Linked DNA regions of Homo sapiens: region 2 is linked to region 1. A link is an interaction called in ENCODE POLR2A ChIA-PET data of the cell type or tissue named here. Cell type or tissue: endothelial cell of umbilical vein. All regions are shown on one strand. Links, peaks and the distances in the headings refer to the core of each region. The heading gives the core; the rest is flanking DNA. Region 1 overlaps RPP38-DT (RPP38 divergent transcript). Region 2 overlaps FAM171A1 (family with sequence similarity 171 member A1).

Region 1 (2,916 bases), core at 86-2,585:
CACTGTTGAAGTTGGAGGAGATGACCTGGTGCTCGGTGTAGCCCGGGATGCCCTTGAAGAGCCCTCTGAAGCCTGCTTCACCACCTTCCTGATGTCATCCTATTTGGCAGGTTTTTCCAGATGGCAGTTCAGGCCCACAACTGACACGTTGGCAGTGGGGACACAAAAGGCCATGCCAGGGAGGTTCCCATTCAGCTCAGGGATGACCTTGCCCACAGGGCTTCCCTATCTTGTGGGAGAGTCTCACAAGGCTGTTTCTCATCCATGTCCCTAGTTTAGTTGAGACTAGGGCTTTCCATCTTCCCCTTCTTTCTCCGCACCCCCTACAACCTGCTCCACTTTAGGATGGAGCCGCAGGCTTCTGTGTAAATCTGTAGAACTGCTTGCTGAAGTTTAGTTTGTTCCTCGACAGAGTGACCCACCACTCATAAGACCTGTCATCTGACCTCTGAGATTGGGAATGCTGTCCCATGGGATTAGAGATGCAGGGAGCTGACATCATGTTGGTCTTGATTTTGCTGTTTTGTGAGACCTGCGAATTGCTCAACTGCTTGAAACTCCTCACCTTCACTTGTCTCTATGGACACAGATATTCTTTGGAGTACTATACCGTTCCAATTAGTAAAGCTTTCAGTATTCATTTTGCATCTCATCATTAAAGTTTATTCTTAGTAACTGATTTAAAATAATGAATTGTTTACATAACAACTACTGTTACATAACACACACACACACACACACACACACACACACACAAACACACACACACAGCTAAGGTCAGAATACCATGGAGGAAAAGAAGAATCTGGTGGTCAATTCCCTTACATTCTTCTATTGACAAATTTTCTTGTTGGGACCTTCACTTATTTCATCAAAGGATTGTGGCTAATGATCTAATTTATTACTCAGAATCTTTTTATTTATTTGTTTTGGAGACAGGGTCTCACTCTGTTGCCCAGGCTAGAGTGCAGTGGTGTGATCATAGCTCACTGTAGCCTCCACCTTCTATGCTCAAGCAATCCTCCTGCCTCAGCCTCAGGAGTGGCTGGGACTACAGGCACACACCACCATGCCCAGCTAATTTTTTTTTTTTTTTTTTCTGTAGAGACGGGGTTTCGTCATGTTGCCTAGGCTGGTCTTGAACTCCCGGGCTCAAGCAATCCTCCTGCCTCAGCCTCCCAAAGTGCTGGGATTACAGGTGTGAGCCACCACAGCCGGCCATCACTCAGAATCTTAAGTCATTGTCAAATAATGGAAAGCATACAAATCAAACAGTAGTCCAATTCTAGAATTAATATAAAAAGAAAGCTCTAATATACAAAGACCAAACAGATTTTACAGGATAAAACAACTGTCATTAAAAAGTAAAACTGGCAGGTGTGGTGGTGCACATCTGTAATCCCAGCACTCTGGGAGGCCAAGGTAGGAGCATTACTTGAGCCCAGGAGTTTGAGACCAGCCTGAGCAACATGGCAAGACCCCGTCTCTACAAAAAGTACAAAAATTAGCCAGGCATGGTGGCATGCTCCTGTAGTCCCAGCTACTCAGGAGGCTGAGGTGGGAGGATCACTTGAGCTTGGGAGGAGGTTGCAGTGAGCTGAGATGGTGCCACTGCACTTTAGCCTGGGCAACAGAGCAAGACCCTGTCTCCAAAAAAAAAAAACCGTTTCTTCAGAATAGGATATCAAATATGTAAAGTAATAATTTGAGAAACATGAAAAAGCGTTATGTGTAAAGAAAATCAGAAGACTTAATCTGTATTAGTTTAATGTAAAAGCATGCACATATGTGAAACAAAGTAGAAGGGAACACTAAAGAAAAAAATGGGTGTGATTGGGTCATGGGAGAATGTTTTTTACTTTTTGGTTGTAATGTTTGTGTGATACAAGAGGGACAGAAATTACTTTCGAAATGTACTTGTTAATTTTAGCAAAATCCTCGTGGAAATTATACTGCTAGTTTTAAAATAAAACACAAGCACTAAAATAATAAAGGTTATGTTTCATTTTTATTAACTTAGTTTTGCCACGGTTGAGACTGGATTTGCCATAGTTCAATTTATCAAGCACTTAACTATGTGTTCCGCACATAATAATCATCTTAGCATAGAGGAACATGTCTTCTAATCCGCACAAGAGATACTATTTTTATCACGTCATAGAGGAGGTTAATAAACTTGCCTAGGTCATAAGATCTTCAGTTGATGAAGTTAGGATTTCAACCCAGAGCCAAGTAATGTAATGGCTGATGTTTTCCACAGAGAAAATGTAAGCCGAGATGATGCTCAAACTATAAATCTGGAACCTTAGGGGGACAAAAACGTATGGATGTCTCCTTCCCATTACTTTAGCATTTTAATTAGATTCCTGTGTCTCTATTTGTCTTTGGAAATGCAAGCTGCTTGCAGTTCATCATAGCTAACTCACACAATTCATTTTATGAAACACAAACCTGTTCTCACAAACTCACTGTCATCTCTTTTTAATCTTTCTAATTGTGATAAAAATCATACTGCACTTTACCCTGTGTAACCTCCAATGATCTTTGACCAAAAGCCAAATCTTTTTTTTGTTGTGTTTACTTATGGACAGTTAGGTTCTACATAGGTACTTAAACATGAAAATTGAAATCATAGAGGCTGGGCACAGTAGCTCATGCCTGTAATCCCAGCACTTTGGAAGGCCGAGGTGGGCGGATCACCTGAGGTCAGGAGTTCGAGACCAGCCTGACTAACATGGTGAAACACCGTCTGTACTAAAAATACAAAAATTAGCTGGGCTGGTGGCCCGTGCCTGTAACCCCAGCTACTCCGGAGGCTGAGGCAGGAGAATCACCTGAACCTGTGAGGCGCTGGCTGGAGTGAGCCAGGTTCGCGCCATTGCACTCCAGCCTGGGCAACAAGGGCAAAACTCTGTC
Region 2 (2,916 bases), core at 109-2,608, 270 kb after region 1:
CATTTTGGGAGGCTGAGGTGGGTGGATCACCTGAGGTCAGAAGTTCGAGACCAGCCTGGCCAACATGGTAAAACCCTGTCTCTACAAAAAATACAAAAACTAGCCAGGTGAGGTGGTGTGCACCTGTAGTCCCAGCTACTCGGGAGGGTGAGGCAAGAGAATCGCTTGAACTCAGGAGGCAGAGGCTGCAGTGAGCCGAGATTATGCCATGGCACTCCAGCCTGGGTGACAGAGCAAGACTCTGTCTCAAAAAAAAATCATAAATCTTACTGATAGGACTCACTTTATGGATTGGGGACAACTTTAATAAAAGTGTTCAGTGCTCTTCATTCAGCTCTGCCAAAATGACATTAAAACTCTTTCTCCCAATACAAATTCAATCATTTTCCTATTCAAATTCTGAGCTCAAGATAGTACATCTAAGAAAATAAAAATGTTCATCTGACTTGGAACTACCTGGGCCTTTTCTCATTAAGTGTATGCCTCTCTATCCTTGTGGGAGTACAGATTAAAACAAGGCAAACAAAATTATAAAACAATCTCTGGTAAACTCAATTTTCACTTCCAAGGTATCTTTTCCTAAGCTAACTGCTACTTCCCAAAATTCCAAAAGATCTTGCTAGTTCTCACATTTGAGTGTCCTTATATATTTCATATAAAAGTAGGAGTTCAAAATATGGATGAACAGATGAAATCCACATTTGATCATCTTATCTACCCATCCAGTTTAAGGAATATAAGACAGCTTGACCTAATTCTTCCATCGTTATTATTCAGAGATTCCCAGTGACGATGAAAATCACTAAAGCACCAGTATTGTCCAGGCTGTGCTGTAGCTACTTTAAATATTTGATCAACTAGGGCCTCTTCTACTTAATTTGCAACTTTTAGGAATCCTGAGTGATGGAATACACACTTATGCTCCTTGAAATAAGACTTCTGTGTCCCACCGTGCATAACTCCTTGAAATATCTAGAAATCAACATTACTGGCCGCCATGGTGGCTCACACCTATAATCCCAGCACTTTGGGAGGCTGAGGTGGGTGGGTCACCTGAGGTCAGGAGTTTGAGACCAGGCTGGCCCGTCTCTACTAAATCTGAGATGGGGTGAAACCCCATCTCTACTAAAAATACAAAAATTAGCCAGGAGTGGTGGCATGTGCCTATAATCCCAGCTACTGGGGAGGCTGAGGCAGGGGAATCTCTTGAACCCAGGAGGCAGAGGTTGCAGTGAGCTGAGAGGGTGCCACTGCACTCCAGCCTAGGCGACAGAGCGAGACTCTGTCTCAAAAACAAAAACAAAAACAAAACATTACCAACAACCAGTAGCTGAACTTGTTTTTAGTCATACGAGAGTTAGTGGGTTTCATCTGAATCAAGAGACTCATGCCTAATTACATAAAAACTACCATCTAGATGTCCTTCTCACTTTAGGCATTTATTTTTCCACTTATTTTCCAATAGGATTGTAAACTTTCCGAGGTGAGAATTGCAAAATAATCAAGCTTATGCAAAAAATATAATGCCCCTCCCCGACAGACCACCTCTTTTTGTCCAATAAGTATTTAGCACACTGTCTTCATACAGCAGATGCTAAGATTTAGGAACTTGATTTCAAGAGCAGAAAACAGGTCAGCTACAGATGAAGGAAGTGAGGGTGTAGAGCAACTATGGAAAGGAGGATAAAGGAAACGCTTTAGAGGAGACGATTTGAACTGGGAAGAGCAGGAGACAGTGGGAAAGGCATTCAAAGACAGGCATGGAGGTCGTAAAGGCCGGGCTTAGTCATCCAGGCTTCACACTTCGGGCAAAAGGGACATACTTCGCATTATTCTGCAGGACAGGAATGTGAATTAAATGGTGCTTGAAGACAGACAACATGGAAGAGGGTTTTGAGTTGAAAGGACAAATTAAAACTGAGATGAAGACGATGCTGTCTTTAGCAAGGACCCAAGAGGGCTAAGGTAGACATGGAGTGGAAATCAGCAGAAATGAATGAATACTATGTCTAAGCTATGAGAGAGAGACAAAGATGCTACCTTAACCTGTGGCAAGGTCATCGGCCTTAAAATAACTGAATGATTCACTCCCTTCCTCCATTATTTATCTACCTTTTGGCCAAAGCCCAGAAATCGAGAAGGTTCAAGCTTCTCTGCAGCTTTAAGTTCAGTTCCTTGGCAGGAGACTGATGGCAGGACACTTCATCACCCTTCTCCTTCCCCTAGACATGAGGTTGGATGGAGTCCCATATGACTCCACCAAGCCATCAGTGACCCCTTCAGCTTCTGTTTGAGACCCTGCCCAAATGTCACCTGTCTCCCCTCTTTGGGGCCCACTGAACTGGATTCTTTTGCTCCCAAATGAGATGGAAATTGCAGGAAAGCAAGCAACTCCTCCCTCCCTCTATTCCCCAACAGATGCAGTGGCAAGGCTTGTCGAGGTGTTTCCACAGCGCTCCTCCCTCATCAGCATGGGGGCTTCTTGGATTGTTCAAATGGCCCTGGGCCCTGGAGCTGGTGGGGTGCATTTGCCTGAGAGAGGCAGAGAAATCTCAGAGGGGCCATGCTGAGCCCTGGGGAGGACAACTGGGAGGCCATTCAAGTCGGGTGGGTGGAGGGTGGGGGGGCGGTCCCTAACATTTCATTACATAAAGGCAGAAGGGACTATGGCGACATCCCATCCCAGCTTTCTTTTACTTCATTTGGTTACTAACAGATATGTTTCAACAAAAATTAGAGCACAGTCAAAAAGCCAGCAAGACTTCTGAAAGTGGCTTTTGGCAGGGGTTTCAGAGGCTACATGTTCTCCCTGCAGGTGTGAATCCCAGCTCTGGAAGGAACACAGCACACTCAATGGACCCGAACATAAGAAAAGCCACAGCCCACTTTTCCTTCCTCATCTGGAAGGAAAACAGT

Evidence for each region. ChIA-PET counts read pairs that join two places held together with the same protein. Peaks named below come from ENCODE experiments on the same cell type or tissue, not always from the same donor. Only the 100,000 strongest peaks of a DNase experiment are listed, where the experiment ranks them.
Region 2: POLR2A ChIA-PET joins it to region 1 with 5 read pairs; 4 of 35 experiments call an interaction of 5 or more read pairs at or near these places.

The regions. Positions count from the first base shown.
Region 1 is chr10:15,093,396-15,096,311 of GRCh38, forward strand. It overlaps RPP38-DT (RPP38 divergent transcript), which reads right to left. Exons shown (of 2, transcript NR_160789.1): 2 at 1,990-2,916. It also overlaps the pseudogene GAPDHP45. Among named protein-coding and RNA genes, the nearest start is that of RPP38-DT, 2.5 kb to the right of the region's middle. In endothelial cell of umbilical vein, for the core only: no CTCF peak of the experiment used is centred there; no DNase peak of the experiment used is centred there.
Region 2 is chr10:15,361,435-15,364,350 of GRCh38, forward strand. The region is part of intron 1 of FAM171A1 (family with sequence similarity 171 member A1); the gene reads right to left. Among named protein-coding and RNA genes, the nearest start is that of FAM171A1, 8.4 kb to the right of the region's middle. In endothelial cell of umbilical vein, for the core only: no CTCF peak of the experiment used is centred there; no DNase peak of the experiment used is centred there.